Linked DNA regions of Homo sapiens: region 1 is linked to region 2. Evidence: chromatin loops called from intact Hi-C (ENCODE). Cell type or tissue: IMR-90. All regions are shown on one strand. Links, peaks and the distances in the headings refer to the core of each region. The heading gives the core; the rest is flanking DNA.

Evidence for each region. A loop is a pair of places that touch in the nucleus more often than their neighbours do. Peaks named below come from ENCODE experiments on the same cell type or tissue, not always from the same donor. Only the 100,000 strongest peaks of a DNase experiment are listed, where the experiment ranks them.
Region 1: it touches region 2 in a loop (2.0-fold over the local background); 25 of 110 quality-filtered maps call a loop at or near these places.

What each region holds. Positions count from the first base shown.
Region 1 is chr7:82,157,486-82,170,213 of GRCh38, reverse strand. All of the region lies in intron 4 of CACNA2D1 (calcium voltage-gated channel auxiliary subunit alpha2delta 1), which reads left to right. Among named protein-coding and RNA genes, the nearest start is that of CACNA2D1-AS1, 150 kb to the right of the region's middle. In IMR-90, for the core only: a CTCF peak has its summit at 5,233 (motif pointing left); a DNase peak (open chromatin) is centred at 5,183.
Region 2 is chr7:82,556,559-82,569,286 of GRCh38, reverse strand. No RefSeq gene overlaps it. Among named protein-coding and RNA genes, the nearest start is that of CACNA2D1, 120 kb to the right of the region's middle. In IMR-90, for the core only: no CTCF peak of the experiment used is centred there; DNase peaks (open chromatin) are centred at 6,096 and 6,376.

The DNA.
Region 1 (12,728 bases), core at 1,730-9,729, 400 kb after region 2:
TATGAATATACAAGTTGGAAAAAGTTGCTTTTAACTACTTTGAGTTTGTAAGAAGCAGTATACATATTATAATCACCTTGATGGTGGGCAATATGATGAAAGTGAGAATGAATATATTCAACTTCTTAAAATTTAATTTGCTTCACTTTAGCTAGAAGTAATCTCTCTTCTACTCTGGCCTACTTTGAGAAATGTCAGCTGACATTAGCGGTTGCATGTTTTTTTTTTCTTAATAAACTTGTTTTATGAACTAAGAGTTACTAGTTTATAGAAATAGCAGAAATTCTCCTTGTGGTAAGGTCTGCATATCTATCATTTATCTATCCTCTTATAGCCAAGGGGCACAGTAAAAAAAAAAAAATTCCTTAATAATCAGAAAGTACTTCTGTTACATACTTGAGTGATTACAGTTGTAGTGAAAGAAAATCTTTATAATTTCTGATCACAGAAAACTTCCAGACAACTCATTTTGGGGATGTAAACAACTGCCCTCTACCTTCCCACATTTAAAATAGGTTTAGAATGTGAGCGACAGCTTAATTGTACTCTTTGCAAAGCAAAAGTCTCAAATTTGAAGGTATGTAGTTGTGCTTCAGTAGACACTAAACTGAGGTTTAAGAATTAGCACTTCTTTGTGTTTCTATGATTATGTTGAATATCAAAGGAAAATGCACTAAATGATATTTAATTCATGTATATAATAGTCTTCCATTCTTGATACTTGTGATATTATTTATTTTTACTGTTTATCACTTATTTATATATTTTAAACAGTCTACTAATGAGAGACTCTATTTGACAACTGCCAGTTTGTTTGATTCTCTACTGAACTGATCATATCACTTAACTTGATTGGTATTAATATTATGTAGGTATTGGCTTTGTCTACAACCTTTATCATACACAGGTTAATAAAGATCAATTTGCTATCCATGATATATTAAGGAAAAAATCAATGATTAAGCTAAAAACATAAGCTCCTAGAGCATCGAGCAAACTGTAAGCTCATCTAGTGAATGAAGAGGCTTACAATATACTTAGTTGCTTTTAGATAAAAACGATTTTTTTTGTTTTTGCAAATAGGGAAAAAGCAGCAAAACAAATCTAGCTAAATATATGTTTGATTAACAACATTAAATATAAATTACTCTTCCCTTATGTCCCACAACATAAAGCGTGCATGGTAAAAGCAGTGTAAAGTCATAATAGATGTATGGCTAGATCATGTATTCTGCCTAGCATAGATATAATACCCTTGGTGCTGTTTTAGTTTGAATCTTCAGTAATTCGGAGAACTCAAAACAGACACACAAACTCAGCCTCTGAAATATATAGATTATACATTCCCTGTTCAAAGCACCCTTTTTCTTTGCCTTAAATTCATTTGGTAGTATTTTAAGTAGTCATTTATTAGTTGTATGTTGTTTTCACTTTTCTAAAGAGCAATAATGTGGAAAAAAATAACTTGGCAAGTAGGGTTGTAGTAATGCCTATATCATTGTTGTTTCATTTAACTATTATTTATTAATTTCTAGACATAAGGTTTCATTTCCTAGACATTGTGAACTCTTTAATATTGGGCTCATTAACACTAACATTTGGCAATTATTTTGTTTTCTATATTGAGGTAATGGGTAACCACAACACAAACACAATACAAAAACTCTAAATTCAAGTTTGCTATTACCATATTTTATTGAATGTAAATCATCAATTGTAAGGCACTTAGTCATTCTATTTATTTTAGTTATTTCTAAGAAAAAGCCACTTGGCCGGGCATGGTGGCTTACACCTGTAATCCCAGCACTTTGGGAGGCCAAGGTGGGTGGATTACTTTAGGCCAGAAGTTCAAAACCAGCCTTGTCAACATGGAGAAACCCTATCTCCACTAAAAATACAAAAATTAGCTGTGCGTGGTGGTGCATGCCTGTAATCCCAGCTACTTGGTAGGCTGAGGCAGGAGAATCACTTGAACCTGGGAGGTGGAGGGTGCAGTGAGCCAAGATCATGACACTGTACTACTCCAGCCTGGGCAACAGAGAGAGACCTCATCTCCCCCAAGCCCCCACCAAAAAAGCCACTTAAATTATGATGCATCAGCAATTGTATGCTGTATTCTTAGAGATGTCAAAAAGTGAAAAAAATTATCTTGAAATGTAACCCTTATTTTCTACTTTTTTGGTGCCTCTATCCAAGTAGCAGTACTGCTAAAAAAACATTGTGCAAGAGGACAAATCAGTCCCACAATAATACAAAAGCCATTACTAAATCTTCTATGGTGAAATAGAAAATGAATTATTTGCCCAGTAAGTATTAGGAATTCTTAGCAAATGGTGGTCACCATGTGGGAGAATTCTTGAAGAAATTCTGTTCCTAATTTCCCCCTTGGTTACCTCACAATTTATTTAGGGCCTGTTGACATACTGATTGACATCAAAAGAGACTGTTAAAGGGAAAACAAGTTAGACCACTTAGAGTCCTGTCAACTCATTTCCTGAGCATCCTTCCTGAAGGACCGTGAATGATGTTGACAGGACACAGGTCTGTCACAGTTTGCACATTGAGAATTGCTATTTCCCATATCTAACCTTGGCAGCCATACATAGTCTTTATGATAGCCCTTCCCTTTGAAATGCCATAGAGTGATAGAAGGTTTAGATAGTGGTCGTTTTTGTGCTTGGAGAATAGAACCTCAATGAAGACTATCTAATCTTAAGACTCAAATAAGTAAAAAGTACAAAAATAATACATTCCTCTCAGCTTTTTTTTTGTTCCTAATAAACTAGGTGGTGCTTTAGTGCACAGATACAGCAAGGTTAAATAAATCCTTCAAGACCAGAGCAGAATACAGTTCAAATTCGTGGTTGAAACTTATAAATCATTAACATTAAATCTCTTGTTTTGTGAAAGCACACAAAACAATTGTAAATTTTCTCAATATTTTAACCAAACATTTAAAAATGGTTAATTTGAAGATAAATTTTATCATCTTTCAAAAGGTCCTTCTTTTAAACTTTATAATTCTTTTATCTTTTAAGGTATTTAACAATGTGCATCTGTGCAATATTTCTTTAATGCCATCCTTTAATAATTTAACACTAAGATGATTTAGAAGGCAGACATAATTTCCTAAAAGGTACATTAACATTTCAAAGAGCAATGTAATATTCTGATTCTTCCCTCAAGTGTAAGTAGGCAAGTTTCATTAATATTACTTAGGCAAAATGTTGATTAACCTTCCCTACTGTGTAATGTAGAGAAATCTCATGAACAACAAGAACAAAAGGCAAAGCACTAATATGCTGGCAACAACAAAGGACTTATGCAATTCACACTCTCTCTCAGCTCCATTCAATTCCCAACTGAATACACAATTGAGGGAACAAAGGGCGTACACCCTAAATGGATTAAGATTTATGTGGTCATGCATTTACAAGTTCAAACTAATATTTGTAAATAAGCTATGTCTACCAGCTGCCTGCTAGGTCTCCATACAATTTATGGGTGTTAAAGGTGACATTTCATGTCACTTATGATGGACAAATTATTCTATTAAGGGCAGGTGGGAGAAGCAAAAAAGAGCTTGGAAAGCTAATTGTTCTGCATGAAATAATTGCTATTTCTACCAAACAGATCTTTTCCAATTGCATTTCAAATCTCATTTGATTGCATTGCAATGGTTGGTTAACTAAAGCAATTTTGTTTCCAAGGAAGCTTGCAATATTAATTGTACTTACACATGTATAAACATAAGGGGTGTCTAATTTGTATTTTAATAAGTAGGATCTTTATGTATGGCTTATTAGCACCAGCTTGTTACTGTGCAGGCAGAGTACAGACGTCTAGAAATTGGCCGGTAAATAAAACATTTGAAGAGTCCCTTTTAGCTTCAGCTTCACAAAGTAAATTAGAAGGTGAAAATGTTTCTAGTGAAGTTGTACGTTATTGAGTGTCCGTCAGGCTAATTTAGTTCTCCAGTTATAGCTTTAATTTTATAATATTAAAATTACTTTGCCAAATCATATTTTGAAATGTTGATATTTTAAATTTTGTGTTTATGCGAGTTAAACTAATAGGCACCGGCATTATGTATTTAATCATTTCATCTATCCTTATTCATTTCATGAAATTGCATCGTTTTTATTGATTGTAGCAGAAACATTTTTGAATATGTGGAATGGGAAAACACACTGTATTTGTTTTACTTAGAATCGAAGACAGACAGTCACTTGGTATGAGGTCTTGGATATTGAAAGAACTGACTTTTAGGGATAAAAAGTGAGAGCGTAGCATTGTCTTAATGAATAAATAAGTGAATTTTAATAGATCACCAAAATGATTTTAGGCTCTGGCTTTATTTAGTCTTTCTTAGTTTCCACCTTTGGTTGAAACACTCTTGAAATCAAGAGCTTGCATATTTTAATGTTTTTGCAACATTTCTGCTATGTAGGGAAACAATTTTTTGTTACGGCTTTTTAAGAGTCTTGAGACTTTATCTTCATCATAAAGATAGATTAAAAGCCATAATGCAAAGCTCATTTACTCCAAAATTCTGGAAAACCAATGTAATGTAAAGGAGTCAGGCGTATTTGTGTGCCTTACTGTTGTTGTTCATGCATACGTATAAATGCCATGGTAAGAGTATTACAACACCAGCATAAAAAATATTAACCATGGGCTTTAAATTGTTAGTTATGCTGGGTGATAACCTATCTCTTTTGTTTTTTATATTGAAAAGAAGCAAAATATTTAATCATTAATTACCTAGTCAAAAACACTGGTTTCACAGTTAACAATTTTTAATATTTTCTAATGATTTTACTGACCTCACTTTCCATTTCTATTAAAGCCAAAATGACAATAGTACGTGATAGTACAGTGGAAGCCCCTGCAGTCAGACATCATGATGATATGTCCTGTGATAAAGTACATGTAGATATAAATGAGGCTGGGTAAATTTCCTTCTTTCTCTTCCTTCCCTCTCCTCTCAGGAAAGGAGGGAAAAGTTAAAAGAGGACAAACACCCTTGGCTTAGGAAATGGGGAGGTAGAAGGTGGTTCTCTATATTTTCAGGACCAATCCGCTGCTTCAATATCCTGGGATTGAGATGATGAAAATAGTGCTAAATTATTGGGAGATTCCTGGGATTGCTGCCAATGTCCTAAAAATTTCAGCCATGCAGAGCTGAATCATCCTCATTGATGTTTAGTCTGGAGTAGATTACTGCCACCAGCTGGTACCGAATTGCAGCTGTCAAAAGAGGGTTTTTGAACTCCAATTTCATTAGCCTCTCCGTAACTTGAGCTACATTTTATTAAAATTGTTGTATACTGCTTATTTGCATTAAAATGGGAGTGTACTGTATTTCTGAACTGCAAAATAAAAAAATTAAGAAAAAAATACATAAGCATTACAAATTACTGCAATTTTCATTTAATGCATAATCTAAGAAGATTTACTCCATATACGTATTTCCATCCATTTCATATCCTTGTTCAAAAATCTTCAGTGACTCTCCATTTATTAATAGCATATATTTAGGGTATACTAAGCCCTTTATGACCTGGCCCCATCTAGCCTTTCCTAAATTTTGTATTGCATAATCTCTCCAGCAGCTATTACTCCTGTCCTGAAATTCTAAGCTCAAAGCAGAGTAAATGACTGGACATTTCCCTAGAACAGTATTCTTTTCTTCACTTTCAGACCTTTTGATAATCTCTGCCTAGAAATTTCTTCTTTCTCCAATTTCTTCATATTTTTGATCAACCAATGTTAGATTTTTTGTCTAACAATGTTATTTCTGTTTTATATGCTCCCCAATGCCCAATATATGTTTAATTCAAGTATAGCTCACTGTGTAGTTTTCCTTTCTTCACTTTTAACTGCTAAAATATAAACTTCTTGGGGATAAAACCGTGGCTAATGCATTACTAAGAAAACCATAGTCTAGTCCAATATATGCCAGAGTGGCCTATATACAATTTTTTAATTAAAAAATAATTACTTGTAGTATTAGGATATCTGTTTTTGCTTGTAAGCATTATTGACAATATTACTGTGGAGATAATGAAAATTTGAACTGCACTTTTACATGTCTGAATATATCTGTACACAGCTTTGGTATAGTCATGGCGCCTCAGTCTTGGAGTTGTGCAAATCTACTTCAGATTTTAGGTCTGCCAACAACTTGCTGTGCACTTTTAGCAAAATAATAGCCTATTTGAATATTAATTTTTTTAATCTAAAAACTCTTGGCTCTGTGATCTCCAGCAGCATAATTATTACTGCAAGATGCTTGATAATTGTCTTTCTCTGCTTCTATGAGTACTATCTCTCTTCCAAGGATGATATTTCTAGAAACCCCAGGGTTTGTCTCAGGTGTTCACAAGCAAGTTGGCACAGTCTCTTGATGGATATTTGCCTAGTCTAGTGAGCATCTGCCAGCTCCTATTACTGTTGTACTATGTTTGCCATTGCAACATCCCAAAGTGTGAAGTCTTTGAGCTGGATTCAATGTGCTCTATGCAAAAATGGGGTGAGTGCCCCTATTTCCAACCCAAAAGGTTTTTAATAAGAGACCTGAAGCTCTTTCTCATACTACCTGTGTCACAAAGTTCTGAAGAAAACGGCTCATTCATCATTTATTTAATCATTCTCTCTCTAAAGGCAGAAGTGCCTTTCTTTGTGTGTCTTTATTTCTTACTTTACCCTCATCTTCTCAATGTCTGTATGCATTCTTGTCCATGTATTTCTCCTTCTTTAGGAAATGATAATCAATTGACCTCCAGGAACTGAATGCATGAAAAGACATTCCTGATAACTTGCCATCTCCAAACATATATTGTTATCATTCAGGTTTAGCCTAGAGGGGACCTATTGCTATATACTTTCATGTCTCCAAAAAGTTGTTTTTAAATTAAATGAGATAATTTATACAAATATGCCTAAAATTTTGGAAAGTCTTTAAAAATGATAATTTTAATATAGAGGTACTATCTCCCTTCAGATGTATTTCTTCAAAGAAGTTGGAAAATGTGGAGACTAATATATATTTCCATTTATTGTCAATCCTTCAGAACAGAACCCTAGGGAAATCACTGTATTCCCAGAGATAATTTTTGTATGAAGAATAACATCAGATGCTGGAATAATTTCAATTTGGTGGAGTTATAGATATATTAATGGCTATGTTAATATTACTGTGGGAAAGAGGAAATGTTCCAGGACTCGAAGGCCTGGCCTGAGAGTTTTCTTCCTAAAGGGCTGACACTACAGTGAAAATTGAAGCTTTAAAATAAGGAAGCAAAGTACAAGGCACAGATGATTAATATAGGCATGGGGTGCAGTCACTAGTGGAATACATTTTGACATTGGGAGCTACCCAGGAAAGCTGACCCCGGGGACTGAGGGCTTAGTAGACTGGTTTCAATGGAGAGATAATATTTGTCCAGAGTACTGAAAAGGGTCTGGATTGGGGTTGAGAGAGTGGATATTGCAACCAGAAGCTTAGTCAGAAAAGATGTCTCTAAGTAGAAAGAAGATGCTTTTGAGAGATCTGTCATTTAAACTTAAAGTCTCTTAAAAAAGAAGAAATACTAAAGAATATTCATCTACATTTTTCTTCAAGTTCTTAAGAAGTTTGTAGCTGGATGTCTGTACTGGATTTGTTTACATATTAAAGAAATGCTATAGGAATTGAAAGGAATGACCAGCTCTCCCCTGCTGTGCAAAATGACCTCCTCCTTTAAAGCTCATGCCTTCTGTGGATAGTCTCATCAACTTACAACCTTCCAAACCAGCCTAGCCGTGGATTTCTTTCTTATGCTATCTTCTCTTTCGTTAATCAAAAAGTTTTTTCACTTTATCTTTTCATCCACATACATACTAGCTCCAGTATCTTCCAACATTAAAGAAAAAAAAAAGTCTATTACCCCTTCTAGCTCTGCCACATTTCTTTGCTGTTTTATACTGCAAACCTCCAAAAGTTATGTGGACCTCTGCATTTTTCACATTTTCACCTTTACTCACTGGCCAGCCCACTCCAATTTGACTTTAAATTTCATCTATGGTGAAGCTCTTCTTTGTAGTTAACAACTACCTCTATGTCATCAAATCGAATGAGCATGTTCTATTTATCTTCACACTTCATGTCTTTTCATCATTTTAGTGCACCACTTACTGTATTTCCTTTCTTCAAACACTTCTTTAGTTATCAGGAAACCTCACTTTCCCTGATTTCCTACTTTTCACTACCCATTCCTTTTCAGTCTTTATTGGTACCTTTTCCTTTACAGTACCTCTGTGTCTTTAATGTTGTCTAAATTTAGGGCACAGTCTTTGCCCTCTCATCTTTAATGCCCATATTCCTCCAAGGACACTTGATCCATATTGTTGGATTTACATGTAATAACACCCAAACCTCTTTTCTGAGCTTTAGGCTCATTTATCCGATGACATGCTTGCTGTTTTCATTTACCTGTCTCACTGGCATGTCAAGACTAACATTCGCAAGTGAACTATTATTTCTATTACTTTTCTCCATCAGCATCCTGATCTTCTGTTAAGTTTTGCATCTCAAAGGATCACTTTCTCCTCCAGTTAATATAGCTCAAATTCAGGAGTAATCTTAATTCCTTTCTCTGCCATAACTCCACATGTAGTTAATCTGCAAATTTTGTCAATTCCAACTCCAAAATTTACCAAGCAAGCATTCATTTCTCTTCATCTCCACTAACAACATTTTTCCCCAGAAAACATTCATATCCTGCAGGCAGCATAATCTTGAGATTATTAATCAAATTATGAATCGGAATCCACTCCACTATTCTTTGGTATCCACAAAATTGTTTTATAGAATTCTAATAATGAGGTTCAGTACATGCTACCCCAAAATATTTTAAGCTGAAGGAATCAAAGAAAACCATGGGGGCAGGGAGGTCTCTTTGACCTTCCCTCATGTCTTTCTTTCCTGAAGCCATAAAACCCTCAGAGAAAGGAAGGAAAGGAACATCCTCATCTCTGAAGATACAGGGATACAAAGAAAAATCTCAACAAACAGGTCTTGCTGAGTTTCCCCCAGCTTATCTCCATCAGATGAAGCTTTTTTAATCCAATCAGACTTTTCCACAACTATCTACTTGCCCATCAAACCTAGCATAAAAAATACACAAGGTGCCCTGTTTCTTTGGGTCTTCATTTCCTTATGAAGGCTCTCGTGTCACATAAAACATATATTAAGTAAATGTATAGCTTTTCTATTGTTAAACTCTTATTATAGGAGTCTCAGCTATGGAACCTAAAATGGGATGAAAAGATATTTTTTCCCTACAATAGTGACCCAGCATACACATAGGCAAATAAGATTTTTAGTCAGTTAAATAGAAGAGAATGATGAGATTTTTTTCTTGGAATTAAGAAACAATTTTATAAAATAGTAGAAAATGCCAGGTGTGGTGGCTTCTGCCCATAATCCCAGCACTTGGGAGGCCAAGGCATGAGGATCACTTGAGCCCAGGATTTCAAGATTAGCCTGGGCCACGTAAGGAGACCTTGTCTCTACAAGGTCTACAATTAAAAAATTATCTGGGCATGGTGGCACACACCTGTAGTCCCAGCTACTTGGGAGGCGTGAGCAGTGATTGTGCTACAGCACTCCAGCCTAGGTAATGGAGCATTTCTTCTCACCTTCCACATATCTCCCAAATCTTATTAAATTATTACTTTTACATTAAGGTTTGTCTTATGTTCTATAATAATAAAAATTCTGACAGTATTTAATACTGATTTTATATTTTGATGGATTAAATTTTATCAGCAATACTTTTATGATAGCCCCTTCATTACTTTATTTCTTTTTTAATTTTTTTCTTTTTAATTTCATAATTTGATTGGATTTTGTTAAGTATGTTGACCAAGGAGGTGGTAGAATGCTCTAATCTGAGTTGTTGTATGATTAAGAATATCTGGCCTTTTCATTTTGGACTTGAAGGTTGCCCTGGCTAATTATGTATTATTTTCCTCAAAATTTTGGGACATTGCTTCACTGTCTTTTGTCATTCATAGAGGCTAGTAGGAAGTCTGAAATCAGTCTGTTTCCAGTTCATAGACTCCTCCTATATTGAACTGATTTTTTTCCCACTGGTTTCCGAATGATACATTCTTCATTCTTGAGATTGAAGTAGGAATAATACATCTTGTACATCTTATTTTTGATTGTTTGGTGTCTTTATATTAAAGTTTTAATTTTATTTCAGAGATATAATGTTTCTGCATATTTTTGAGAGTGTGTGTATGTTCTCTCTTCATCAGGAACATCACGTTAATTGAGCTACATTTTCTGTTTTCTATAACTGGTATTTTCTCTTTATTACAGTCTTTTTTTTAACATTTCATTTTGCATGATTTCCTAAAGCCTGTCACTAATAATGTCCTTTTCATATGCATCTGTGCTTTGGCTGTGTACATGTCTTTCTTCTCCATTCTTATTTTCACCTGATTTTTTTCTCTGTTTTCTGGCAACTTCCTTGTCAACTTATATCGGTTCATAACATCAGATTCTGAACCCCTTTATCTTTTATTTTCTTTCACTTTTTGGGGAGATCTCTCATCACCATTTTGAAGAACAGATCTGTAATTTATCTGAGACTGAAGAATAATGGGTATTATTCCTTTTATTTTAGGATCTCATGTGTTTGGTTAGTTTTTCTTCTTTCACCTTTTGAAAAATATGGATATGGACGGATTCCTGAATCTCTGAATAAGCTAGTGATTTGATGGAATATAGGGAAGATTAAAAGGAGAAGATGCTGAGGTAGCTTGGAAACTTGATGAATAGTCTCAAATATCTTACAAAGTGTGCTTCCTTTCAAACATTCCAGTCAGTTTTTTTAGCATTCAAGCAGTTGATAAGACTTAGGGTAAAAAGGATTAAGTCATGGTTTGTCTTGCAATTTGATGATTACCATTTTTGCTTTCTTACTGGGATTTATTTTGTTTCATACTTTTAGCTAGAAGTTATTAGGAAAAAGTAGAAAGCTGCAGGTAGTACAATTAGCTTGTACTTCAAAGCCAAAATAGGCAATGTCAACATAAGTGTTCCTGAAAATATATGCAGCATCTGATTATCCCCTAGATACCTGCTAGCTATTCTAAATTCTGGTCTTAAGTTATTAGAAAATATGAAGAAAAGAAAATATGATGTAAACCAGTACAGCAATACAGAGAGCAGAAAATACTCTGATATTTAAACAGATACCCTAAAGTTACCATTTGCACATGAGATATATTGATTATACAACATAGAATTTACTGTGCATCTGACTCTATTAAATAGGATATTTGCTGTTTAACATAAAGTCTATCTTATTTTTTGAGCCATGAAGTAAGTATCAAAACTATCATGTGTAGAAGTAACATATTCTAATAAGTAGGACCTCCAGCCAAGATGACAGAAATTTAGTCATTTTTCCATTGTGTAACTTTCAGCCAATTATTTAACCTCTAAGCCACAGTTTCCTCATCAATAAAATAGGACTAATATTGTTTCCAGTAGCACAAGTTATTTTGATACTTAATTGAAATTATTCACCTAAGACTTCACTGAGGCTTTTGAGTAGACTCAGGCTTAAATAAAGGACAATGAGTAATGTCACATTGTTTACAAACTGATATTCCCATGTGAGCTAAACAAACATAACTCAACTTTTATTGGCAATCAAATTTACTTTCTTTTTTTTTTTAACTTGGTTTCCATTTCCCCTGTTTGCTTTGTAGTGGAATCTGCAAGGTATATAGCAACCTGTCATTATCAAACACATTTCACATACACATTGCCAATACATTTCATTGAGACTGATTGTGTTAGCAAAAGTGCTAATTCCCTATTGGAACATAATTTTAAAGCTTTGCAAAGTGAATACATATGAACTATTAAGTAAGGAGGGCAGTACAGAATAAAAATATCCATTTTGATAAATTGTATTCTTGCTTTATGCAAATATATGGAAACATATATTATAAACATTATATATATAGTTTACATATGTTTGTACAAAGCAAGAATATAATTTCTCAAATGAATATCCAATTTATTCATTCTGATAAATATCCAGTTTATCAAAATAGATATGTTTACATATATTCAGCATGCTGAAAACATGTTTTCATATGTAAACATTTGTATGTGTATATATATTCAGCTATGCTGAATATATATATGTAAACATATATGTTTATTCAGCATGACTTTTAAGCTCTAGAAATGTCCTGAAATCATTACTGCAATCTTAGTGTTTCTATAAATGTTGGAGTTTGTTACCTTAGAACTCAACAATTGGTGAAATCTAATACATTTTATCTTTTCATACTTTTATTTGAAAATCTGAGGTATTTATGTTCTGAGCATTTTGGGTTTTGAAACAAAGAGCATTAGTTACACTCAGGAGAGGGTAGATTACAGAATGAAAGTTGTAATAAATTTAAACTATCTGTGTGGCCCTATTGCTAAATTCTTTTTTCAAAGTCCTATGCTGAAAATGACTAGATCATATATTCAAGATAACGTAAGCCTGCTTCTTTGGCTAGGAGGGAATGGAATGACCTGACAAAGAGTATTGGTGTTTCTGTTATTTTAGTATCATAGATGTTGATCCTGAGGCTTCCCAGAATTGTCTCTATTTTTACAAGGTTTTCTCTGACGTTCTGATTCATAAATTTAATAACCTGGATTT
Region 2 (12,728 bases), core at 2,466-10,465:
GCCTCCCGAGTATCTGGGACTACAGGCGCCCGCCACCACGCCGGTCTAATTTTTTGTATTTTTAGTAGAGACGGGGTTTCATCGTGTTAGCCAGGATGGTTTCAGTCTCCTGACCTTGTGATGCGCCCGCCTCAGCCTCCCAAAGTGCTGGGATTATAGGCGTGAGCCACCGCGCCTGGCCTCACATACATGATTTTTAAAGTCATAAAAATTGGTTGGATCATCTAGGGAGTGTAGGTTGAAAGAGTTTCAGATTTCCAGCTGGGGGGCACTTCAACTGATGGAGTTTGGGGAGATGCTACAAAACCAGCAAAAGAGGCTGAGAAGGTCAAAAAATTAAAAAAAAAAAGCAAGTATGTGAAGAAAGTATTCTAAAAAGGAGAGCGTAAAGAACTATATTAAACGCTGTGTCTATCATTCGAATTTCCAGAGAAATGGCCAGTGGATTCAGCAATGTGGAAGTCATTCGCTGCTCTCCCACTCTTATTAGAAACTTCTTTTTCTTACTTTAATATTTCTTACTTTGTATTTCTTTCTTTACTTTCATATTTCATACTTTCATATTTTAAACTTCAAGCACCTCCTTATTCTCAGTAATGACCTGCTACTTATTTCAATGTGAAAACAAAAACAATCAGAGGAGGAATTACATGATCCCACCTGTGTCTCTGCCCTTAGTGTAGCCTTTCCTACAAGGAGGAACTCTCTGTACTCTTAACCAAGGCAATTCCGTCCATCTATGCGAGATCCCGTTTCCTCTTGACTTCTCATGAACATCACTTCAGCAGTACTTCCTTCCATTATAATTGTTTTCTCCATATTTTAGTATTCTCATCAGCATACAAATTTCTAGAAGAAGATTTATTGGACAGATGAGCATGCCCTTCTTAAGAAGTTTCACAGAATCATTTTTTACCTGAGTTATTCAATAACAATTATTGCTCTTCATTTCTTCCATAAAAATCTCTGGTCTCCAATTATTCTTTTAGTCAGTATCACAGCCCACCTATGTTGAGATTTAGCTTTCTTTTAAATGTGGCAAAAGGTACTGTCTTAACTCTGAGTTAAGTAAAAGTTTACACCCAAGTATAAGTATAGGGCCTTGGTTTCTAAGTCTGCAACACTATCTGGTGATTAACAAAGATTCTGATTCCATATTCCTGAACTGGAAGTGCCATGGTTTTCTGTTTTGGGGAAGAGCTGCTTTATAGCATTAGATCTAATTTCACGATCTCATTTCACTATCTCATGGGCCTGGAATGGCCCTGATGCTCTCTGTCATGTGTCTCCTTCAGGCAAAATATCTTGGATCTGCTCTATCAGGAGTAGAGTTTATTTTCAGTTTTAGGCATTGGACTTCGTAGTAGTTAAAACAGTGAATACTATCCAGTTTCTTTCCCCAGTAATTTAAATTCTGGTTAAAATACCAACATGCAAACAACTCATTACAGTGCAGGATGATTTTTTTTTTTTAGTAAGGTATTATGGGGACATATAGAAGGGACATGTAGCCCACCTAGAAGAATAAGGAAATTTGATCTAAAGAGCACTTAACATGGAAGGAGTGAGGAAGACAGAGAAAGAGACAGCAGAAAGGACTTGGGGGAAAACCAGAGGATTCTGATGTCATGGAAACAAAGGCACATTAATGTAATTCTGGGCAGCAGAGTGAAGAAACAGAAGCAGAAGTTAGAAATGGGAGGATTAAATCGACAGGTCAGATTTATAGAAAAAACACAAACCAAATTTCACAGCAGAAATCTGACAAATTCACCACAGAGGTCACAGAGAAGCTAATTTTTAAAAAGCACGTTATTACTCTGCATGGAGCACTGATGTATAGCAGTTGCTCAGTACACATTTGTTAAATAGGAGTAAATGAAATTGAAGGGGGGCAAGCCAAATAAAAACAGAAGCACACACAGCACCCTAAAAAAGCGTATCTGGAAAAGGAAGTAAAATCTTTCAGTCTTCTAGTGGTCCAGTTTCCAAGATAAAAGTGTCCAAGTCTTAAGGTCACAGTGCCATTTCTGGCAGTTGCTAGAGCTAAAACTGGCTTGTCTGCATGATGTCCCAGCAACATCTTTAAATGTGAAAGAAATTAGCCAATAACCACAATATTTAATCCTCATAATGTCAAACAATCAAGGCTTTCACTGAATTGAAGGACTGTTTTGGCACCCACAATCCATCCCATCTATAACCACCCAAAGAATTGATTTTGAATCAAAGTAATTTAGGCAGATTATGAAATTGGGAGTTACACTGAGGGCTCTAAGATGCCAGAATGTGACTTCCTGAGTAGCCGGTGCTTTAGAGTTCTCACAAGGGCCCAGCCTTGGCAGCTGTGATCAGTGGACTGTGTGCCCAGTGCTTCACCTCTCTGTGCCCATTTACTTGTTCCCTGGCTTCTTTTACCTCTTGTCCCATCAAAACTTTTTTTTCCCCAGAGAGGATCTCATGTCAACAAATTATATCTTAATTTGAGTCTAGAGAAGTATTTCTCTTGTCCAGAGTAATTTCCATTTTAAGTCTTAACATGAATGTTATGTCCACTCTTAAAAGAATTTCAGAAATAACAGGCAGGCAGCTTTGTGCAATGAGAGAAGATCCTTTCAGGGCCTCTGAATGTGCCATCTCACAGATTTTAAATCTAGTTGAACATAGGCTCCCACTAAAGCAGTCTCAAAGAGGCATAGAATGATTATCCCTTAACCATGGTGACATCTGTTGTTGTTAGCCTGCTCCACATCCGTTTTCCCTTTCCTGATAACAAGCACCCTGCTTTTTCTTTCAGGGATTACTAATCCCCCACTCTATCTGTGTGGTTTGTGCAAGGTTAACTCCAACTTCTCAAAATGAGCATATGAATTAGGTCTAATTAATTTGAGCATCAAATTTCCCTGCACTCAGTGATGACTTCTTCGGTAAGAAAACTGGAAGACTGTGGTATCAGGGCAGCAAAGGCAATTAACGCCCTTCTGGACAGGGCAAGCCAGAGACAAGGAAACTCAATCTTGGGACTCTGCATGGATCTACAGAGGGAAGAATGGTCTCTCTTTCCTTGAATTACCAAACAGAATGCATATAAGATGGAACTACTTGCTGTGAAAAGGAAGAGTGTATCTGAGGTTGAAGCCTAGAAAGAAAAGCAGAGTTAAGAAAGAGGAGAAAGTGGCCGGGCACAGTGGCTCATTCCTGTAATCCCAGCATTTTGGGAGGCCAAGGCAGGTGGATTACTTGAGATCAGCAGTTCAAGACCAGCCTGGGCAACATGGCAAAAGCCCATCTCTACTAAAAATACAAAAACTAGCCAAGTGTGGTGGTATGTGCCTGTAATTCCAGCTACTTGGGAGGCTGAGGCACAGGAATTGCTTGAACCCAGGAGGCAGAGGTTGCAGTGAACTGAGATCCTGCCACTTCACTCACTCCAGCCTGGGTGACAGAGTGAGACTCTGTCTCAAAAAAAAAAAAAAAAAAAAAAAGAGGAGAAAGTGTCTTCAAACCATAAGGCCTCATTTGAGCCACTGGTCTTTTCAGTTATGTGCATCAACAATTATTAGTCAGTTTTATTTCGGTCATTCACAACTAAATAAATCATCAAATATTGAAACAATTTCTATTTGATTGGACTTTTTGATCAAGCCCAAGCTAAACCATTAATAATGTTCTGACTGTTGTGAGACCTCTCAGGACTTCAGACTACTAAACCTACTCCCTTACCATCCTAAAATGGGTTTCCCCTTTACTCCAAGGCCTGATTTGTTTTTTACATTTATTTAACAGACATTTACACAGTTATTACTATTGTTTGAATTATTCTACAAATATTAACTCATGTTATTAATTTAGCAATCCCCTGAGAGAGTTACTAGTTTCATCCTCATTTTATAAAGGAGGAAATTTGGCCAAATCACACAGCTAGTATGAGGGAGAGAGAGAAAGGAAGTGGGAAGCTGAGTTTCCACCACTGAGAGGTTTAATCCTTATTAAAACATTTACATCATTGTTTCTCAACCCTGGCTTGAAATAAGCATCTGAGGAGTTGAAAATTACTGTATCTGGGGTCCCAGTCCTAGAGGAGATGTTTAATTGATCTGGATTGGAGTCTGGACATCAGTATTTTTCAAAAGTTTTATAGGTGATGCCGGTATGTAATTCATACTGAAGAAAATACCTGTTTATGTAAAAGGTCAACAATTATCTTCTCCTAGGTCTGGGCATCCCTGGAGCAACTCACTCCAAAAGTCTCATTGGCTTCTATATAATGTTCACTAGAAAGCAATTAAGACTTTTAAAATATTTATTAAGACAATCCATTTTGATATATATTTAAGTTATAAATGATACTTGCTGAAACTAGAGTTGACACCATGGCGCACAAAACTGTGAATATTCATAATGTGAGAAATGGAGGGCAGCATTAGCAAAGTTATTTAAATTTAAATAACTAAAAATGACCCCATTTTAGCTTCTTATTCTTGCTAAACTAAGAATAAAATTGGATCTTTTTCCATATATAACTTGTACCTGGCCCCGATAAACTTAATAGTAGTAGAATGCTATTCATTTACATATTGTTCGTCTCCAAGGAATATAAACTGTTTCAAGATTGGTTCTCTCCTTTGTGTCTAGAATCTAAAATGAAGAAAGAAATTATGTCTACCTTTTCATTCTGCCTCCTGCTCTCTTATTCTCACGTCTAATCCCTGAACTTTTGTCCAGTTCTTGGGGGTACTAGATCTGTTATGCTTTTAGAGAAATATATGGGTAAAATGTAGGAGTTAAGTTGTGAAGACATCTTAAACATTATAAAGAAAATATTTTGTTTTTAAAAAATCTCCAGTTGCATTGTTTCTGATGAATTAAATCTCCTTTATATTTTGGACGGCTTATGTAGCATAATTAATACCCTCTAGTCCTCCTCCCATTCCCACTTCCAGAATGTCTTTAAATGTTACTATTCCAGTTAAATATAAATTCAGAGATTTGCATGCTCAAGGTTGAGAGAATAAATACTTATGCCTGCTTGATTTCTAATTTCTCTTTTCTTAGGGGAAATAAAAAGACATTTTCCTGAAATATCAAAATTTAAGTTTTGTTAAAAAACAAGAACTAATCTATGATCAGTAATTATATTCATATTTTTGATAAATATAATCCTAATGCCTAAATGTTTCCATTTATTTTATTTTATTTTTTTCCTGTGGTTTTCTTACTGTGTTTTTTTCATTGAGTGTTTTTAAATAAGAGCTTTTTCCTAAATAAAATCAGCAAATACTTATGAAAGTTTCGCTAAGCTCACGTCAGCCTAATGACACCCTGCCATCACTACTCCTTCCTCAGGCCCTCCAAAAATTATTTTGTCTTTTACATAAATACATTGCAATCCTTAGCAGAACACTGATTTATTAATTAAAATGGAAGACATAGAAAATAAAATCTTTCCACATTCTCATTGTTCAAAGTTAGCAAGAATACTTGCTTTATTAATTATACCCTAATTTGAGACAGTCACTGATTTGATAATCAGTAAAGGTAAAGTGACATTCACTCCTTTAAATTAGCAATATGTAAATATAGAATTAATGCTTAAAGTTTATAACCTGTCAAGGGGAATGAACCGAGTTGTCTCCACATAGCTGAAAGCAATTCAAAGCTTTGTTGGTATTTTTGACTTGTGAAAGACAGCAGGTATATATCAATATGTGGTTTTGATTGAGAGAAAAACTTAGAAAAACTATATTCTTACTTACTGAAAGATAATGCAGTGTAACAAATAGCATTTAGCAATCTTTCTGACACAGCACCAGATTCTGAATGAACTGTTTGATTGATTGTTGAGGCATTTGTTGTTTGCGTGTGATGAAAGAGAATTTGTGAACTAGTGGTATCCAATGATTTTCTGATTTACACCTCCAGGGGCATAGTCAACAATTAGATTGCCCTCTACAAAGTAGTTCTCAATTCAATAATCACTCATTGTTTATGCTTTCTCTAAAGAAGTAAAGATATTCAATTTTATTTTCTTTTTTCAACCACAGAAATTCCTAACATTGCTATCGAACGTCTCAGCAGCCCATTCATTTCTTTCTGTGACCTCTTCTCCTGAGTTGACAATCTCTTCTGGCTCTTGGATTTGCATCATATATGGGATTATAAATACCAAGGATGTTAATAGTTTTGAAAATACAGCAATAAGGTGGGAAATCTGCCCAAACTTTATCTACTGAGTGGACTGGCTAGTCCCACATTGAACTGATGAAATAGGCCATTTGTCCCCATATGAAGTTGACCTCTTCACCAGACTCCTATGTAGTTCAATAAACATGTATTGACTTTTTACTATATGCAAAGTACTGTGCTAAGTGGTTAAAGCTCAAAGATGGATGAGTCACTGTTATTACAGAGTGTGTTCTTCTGTAAGCCCAGATAGTTCTTCTCTAAATAGGGTCTCTAAATTCAGTGATTATACTCCCCAGTTTTCTCTGAACAGTCCCCATTTACTTGTGTTCTACCAATATTTATAAGTCCACATTTTACTCTCAAGGAATCTGATTTGATCTATATGTATATGTTTTCCTTTTGCCCTTTGTACTTAGTGACATCAGACACCATCACAAAGAAAATGATGTTGATATTAATAAGAGCCTAAAATGTGGCTCTTAGTAGTTGTTTATTTGTTGTTGTTTTTTTAAGAGACAAGGTATCACTCTGTTGCTCAAGCTGGAGTGCAGAAGCGTGGTCATAGCTCACTGGCCTTGAACTGCTGGGCTCAAGCAATCTTTCTGCTTAAGCCTCCCAAGTAGCTGGGACTAGAGGCGTAAGCCACCATGTCCAGCTAACTTTGCTTTTATTTTTTGTAGAGACAATGTCTCAATATGTTGCCCAGGCAGGTCTCGAACTTCTGGCCCCAAGCAATCCTCCTGCCTTAGCCTCCCAAAGGGCTGGGATTACAGGTGTGAGCCACTGCACCTGGCTCTTAGTAGATATCAACTTACATTCAACAATGGCTTGATGCTGAGAAATAAATTTTAATTTTTTAGTTTTTATTTTGAAATTATTCAGACATATAAAAAAATTACAAAAATAGTTCAAAAAAGTCCTATTTCCACCTGCAACCACACTCCCCAAATGTTAACATTTTATATAACCACAGTAAAATGATAGAAACCAGAAGGTTAATATTGATACAATAATTTCTAATCTGTAGATTATATTTAAATTTTGCGAACTGTTTCACTGATGTCCTTTTCCTGGTCGAGGATCCAAAAAGGATTGCAATGTGTTTACTTATAAATTCTTCAGTCTCCATTAGCCCAGAAAATCTCCTCAAACTTTCTTTTCTTTCAAGATATTGACACTTGAAGAGTACTGACAAGTTATTTTGTAGTGTATTTCTCAATTTCAGATCGTCTGATATTTTTAATGATTTCATTGGATTGTATTTTTAGCAATAATATCATAAAAGAGATATAGTATGCTCACTGCATCATATCAGGATATGTTAATAGAACTCCTTAAATTATACCACTAAGGCAAATTTTTACTTTTCTATTTTCTAGTGATATATGTACACATATTATTTTTTTAAATTTATGTAATAAAACTACAACACTGCTCTTATTTTTGTTAGTTTTATAAATCAAAGATTCATACTTCCCTTCTAGGAGGAGTTGACTTTGAGGACAGCTAGTCCACTTACAAATTAAATATACCTGCATAAACTACAGTGGTGAGCTCTGATGTTAGAAATCTCTTTGCAAGGACTGCTTTATCTAAAAATTTGCCTGAACAAATATCCAGAGAAGTACTTCCTACACTTGCTGTCAATACATACATGACACTGATGAGTTAATGAAGTAAAGCAGTTTTGGAATATTAGTCAAAAATTTATTTAGCATTTAAATCTGTATTAAGGATAAATAAGAATGGAGGCTTTTTTCCTAAAGTCCAATAATATGCCTAATTGATAAACATTGCCCTCTTAAAAAAAAAAAAAAAGGGGGGGTTTTTCTTTCCTTAGGGATTTACTCTTGAAAGTCAACTTTTTGGAATATTCAATTCTTCATGTGTATATATGACTCATTTATTAGACTCATTTACATCCTTAAAAAGATTATGAAAGAAACACTGTCTAGAATATCTGCAACTTTTTATTTGTTGACCCAATAAGAATAATTTAATATACCACTCAACATTAAATTAACTCAATGCTATATCACCAAATAAGTTATATATTCAATTGTTGGGATGGAAGTATTTTTATCTTCTCAAAGACCTGTAACACTTCATTCAAAAAAATGTGATAACTTATAAAATGTTATTTAGGTAACAAGTTTTTAAAGCTTTAAAGGGAAAATGAATAAATATTTTTCATCTAAAGATTCATAGAAAATATTATGACTACTGAAAAATATTTGTGGAGATTTTATTTAAATATGGTTTTAAAAGAAAATATACTTTTTTACTAAAAAATAATCAAAATGATAAAACTCTACTTCATGTATTTTTATAGCAAGCTGCTTTATTATTACTGAGTTTCCATTTATTGTAAATTAAGGGAAAAGCTGGGCACATAGTTAGCAAAGCATGGGCATATGTGCAGTTGTGAGAGAGGAGATTAATCTGTGTGATTATATAGTCTCCCTTTGTACTTTGGTTCTCATACCCCATGTGTGCATAGGATGATGAACTGCAGAAAAAAAAATCTTGTATACACACTGCCTTAAAAAAAACTGTTAAAGCTTCATGTAAAATGCAAATATTACAAATTTTAAAATAAACATTAAAGCAATTTTTATTTTACCAAAACACAAATAGATAATTCTAATGACTTTATTCACCTTAATTTGTACTAAAAGAAGCATTAAAATTGGGGCCATATGTTCATGGCATGGGATAATCAGTTAAGAATAAAGTAGTAGGAGGTTCTGATTTGTCACAACTTAATTATACATTCTTGTGACTACAGAGATCCAGAATTTCCAGTCCTGCTTTTTTTGATATTTTTAAATTAACAACAACAGACCAAATTACTCAAACTTTTAGTTATATTAAATTCAAGCATGATCCTATAGAAACAACATAAGGAACACAGTTTTATACTGACATGGCTACCAGTTGCTAGTAGTAACAGTTATTACATTACACATATTCTTTCTTGTAATATGTTAAACATTCCATCTTTGATTTCTACCTAAATTTGCATACTAAATTAATAGTGAAAACTATATTTATAGTTGTAAATGATTTAAATTCTCTGAAACTCAGTGTCTCATCTTCTAAAGTAGACATAGAAATACTTAGAAATTTATTTGAAAAATTAAATGAAATAATGTAAAAGTACCTCTGACTTTGTGTCATATATAATAGAAGTTTCTTTGCTTTTTTTCTTTTTTTAGTTACAGTGTATCAGTAATATTTCATCTTCATTGTCTTTTTCTGATAATTTCACTGGATCCAAATTCATATTCATTATAACAGTCTGGAATATCTTTGACCTTTATCATTCAGGCTATTTTATTTCTGTTTATTAGAGAGCTCTACAAACTATTACTCACAAATCATTATTTCTGACACCATTCTCTGAGGTGTGAGCATCTGCTAGCTGCTAACAGAGGGTGCAGCTGTTGTTCAGAGACCGTCTGTGTTGTGTTGCCAAGCAACTGCTGCAAACCAAATCCCGGGGCAGGTTGCTTGCCCGGGCGCACCTGCCTGCCGACCCAGCTATTTATTTAATTAAAAATCTGTTCCTGCACTACAGCTTGGCCGGAAAGGCAACAGCAGCAATCGATTACAACTATATTAAATGACCTACCCATACTGTTTCATTGAGTATTCATTGCAAACCAAAGGTGTCTCTGACCACCCTGTCTTATTCTTAATGACTTTGCAAAAAGTGTGTAAGAGCAAACTATAGATGGATTCTATTTGCATGTCAGAGAAACTGAAAGCAATCTGTCAGGAGCATTGTTTCATGTAATAAAATGTGCCAAAAAAAATGTTTCAGCAACAAACAAGCTTCTAACAAGAGACACTGCATTTTTTATGTACAACAGAAAAAAGAGTTTAAAATATGTATTTACTATTAATTGGGAATTTGAAATATCAGCGTTTTATAGTATAAGTTGTTTTATTTTCCTTCTTTTAATTAAGAAAAACAGATTACCACTTCAGGTGCATCAGAGTTCACTCATAATATTACACTGGTTTTCTATTCCCATTCTGTTCTGCCCATTTTAAAAATTGACAGAGGCTCTTTTATGTCAACCAGATGATATTAGAAATAAAACTGTCAAGAATTAATACCAGTCTCTGAAATTTCTTTTAAAAGCCAGGGGGAGACTATACAATGCTTATATACACGTCAACAGTGTTCTGTCCTTTGAAGCTCATTTCAGCTTCTTTTCCCTCTTAGAAACAACCAGATCTAATAACAATTTCAAGGAAAAAAAAATAAAAATTCTCAGATGTGATTACGTGACAGTTTTATTTTTAATATCTTGAGGTAAAGACTTTAAAGTCGGACTCCAATAACAGAAGTATTTCTATTTTTTATGACAACTATTAGATTTAATAAATGTTTGTTATATCACCAAGAACCGCATAAATTATTATTTAAAAGCCTAGAATTACTTTTGTTTGCATGATGTATCAAATTGCCCATACAAAAGTATCTTGTTCGCAGAAATGGTACTAAATAAAATACAAACATGATACTAAGGGGAGCTCACATTTTAAAAATATAATGTTTTTTAACATTATGTATGCATGTCTGTGTGTATGATTTTAAACTGCGAATGTTTTAAAGTTAAAATTGGGATTAAAAAATTCTGCCAGAATATCAGTGTTCTTCCTGCTTTAATGCATTTTTTATTTCACTCACTTACACAACTCACAGGCTTCTGTTTTCAGAAAGAAAACCGGCGTCTCACGCCTATAATCCCAGCACTTTGGGAGGCTGAGGCGGGCGGATCACGAGGTCAGGAAATCGAGACCATCCTGGCTAACATGGTGAAACCCCGTCTCTACTAAAAATACCAAAAAAATTAGCCGGGTGTGGTGGCGGGTGCCTGTAGTCCCAGCTACTCGGGAGGCTGAGGCAGGAGAATGGCGTGAACCCAGGAGGCGGAGCTTGCCGTGAGCGGAGATCGCGCCACTGTACTCCAGGCTGGGTGACAGAGCGAGACTCCGTTTCAAAAAAAGAAAAATAAAACATGCTGCTTGCCCATGCCATATTATATTAATATTTTCATTGTTGAGATAAACATATCTATTGATTATAGACAATGCTTAATCTTAATAGGTATCTCATCATGACAAGGCATTGAAATTTCATAATATCTACTTCAAATGAAAATTTCAAAGGAAGATTTGCTACAAACCTGCATGGTTTAATCTTCATTTATTTCTGCAAATTGTTGTACTAGTCAATGATCTATTTTTGTGGATGCTAACATCAACCAGTTACAGACAGTCCTCTATATTATGCCTAATTATAGTATTTCTTGCTTTTTTCTCTGCATTCCTTTTCCTTATAGTGAAACAACACGTACTGGCCTCTGAGGATTTTTTGTATTTCTGTGGGATCATTGTAATGTCACCTTTGTTATTTCTGATTGTGCTTATTCGGATCTTTTCTCTTTTTCTTTTTTTCCTATTTTTTTTTTAATCCATCTTGTTCATCCTTTCAAAAAACCAACTTTTGGTTTGATGATTCTTTGTATGGATTTTGGGTCTCAATTTCATTCACTTCTGCTCAGATTTCGTTTATGTCTTATCTTTTTCTTTTTGAGACGGAGTCTCGCTCTGTTGCCCAGGCTGAAGTGCAGTGGCACAATCTCAGCTCACTGCAAGCTCTGCCTCCCGGGTTCATGCCATTCTCCTGCCTCAGCCTCCCTAGTAGCTGGGACCACAGGTGCCCACCACCACGACCCACTAATTTTTTGTATTTTTAGTAGAGACAGGGTTTCACTGTGTTAGCCAGGATGGTCTCGATCTCCTAACCTCGTGATCTGCCCATCTGGGCCTCCCAAAGTGCTGGGATTACAGGTGTGAGCCACCGTGCTGGCCTCATTTATGTCTTTTCTATTGCAAATGTTGGGGTTAGTTTGTTCTTGTTTTTCTAGTTCCTTTAGGTGTTATAGTAGATTGTTAATTTGAGAACTTTCTAACTTCTTGAGCTAGGTGTTCAGTGCTATAAAATTCCCTCTTAACAGTACTTTTGTTGCCTTGCAGAGATTTTGGTATGTTGTGTCTGTTTTCTTTTCTCTCTTTTTTTTAACATTTATTTTAGGTTCCAGGGTACATGTGCAGGTTTGTTATATAGGTAAACTTGTGTCATGGAGTTTTGTTGTAAGATGATTTCATCACCTAAGTATTAAGCCTAATACCCATTAGTTATTTTTCCTGATCCCCTCCCTTCTCTCACCTTCCAATAGTCCTTAGTGTCTGTTGTTCCCCTTTATGTGTCCATGTGTTCTCATCATTTAGCTCTCACTTATAAGTGAGAACATGCAATATTTGGTTTTCTGTTCCTGTGTTAGTATGCTAAGGATAATGGTCTCCAGTTCCATCCATGTTTTTGAAAAGGACATGATCTTGTGCTTTTTTATGGCTGCATAGGATTCCATAGTGTCTATGTACTACATTTTCTTTATCCATTCTACCATTGATGGGCATTTAAGTTTATTCCATGTCTTTGCTATTGTGAATAGTGCTGCAAT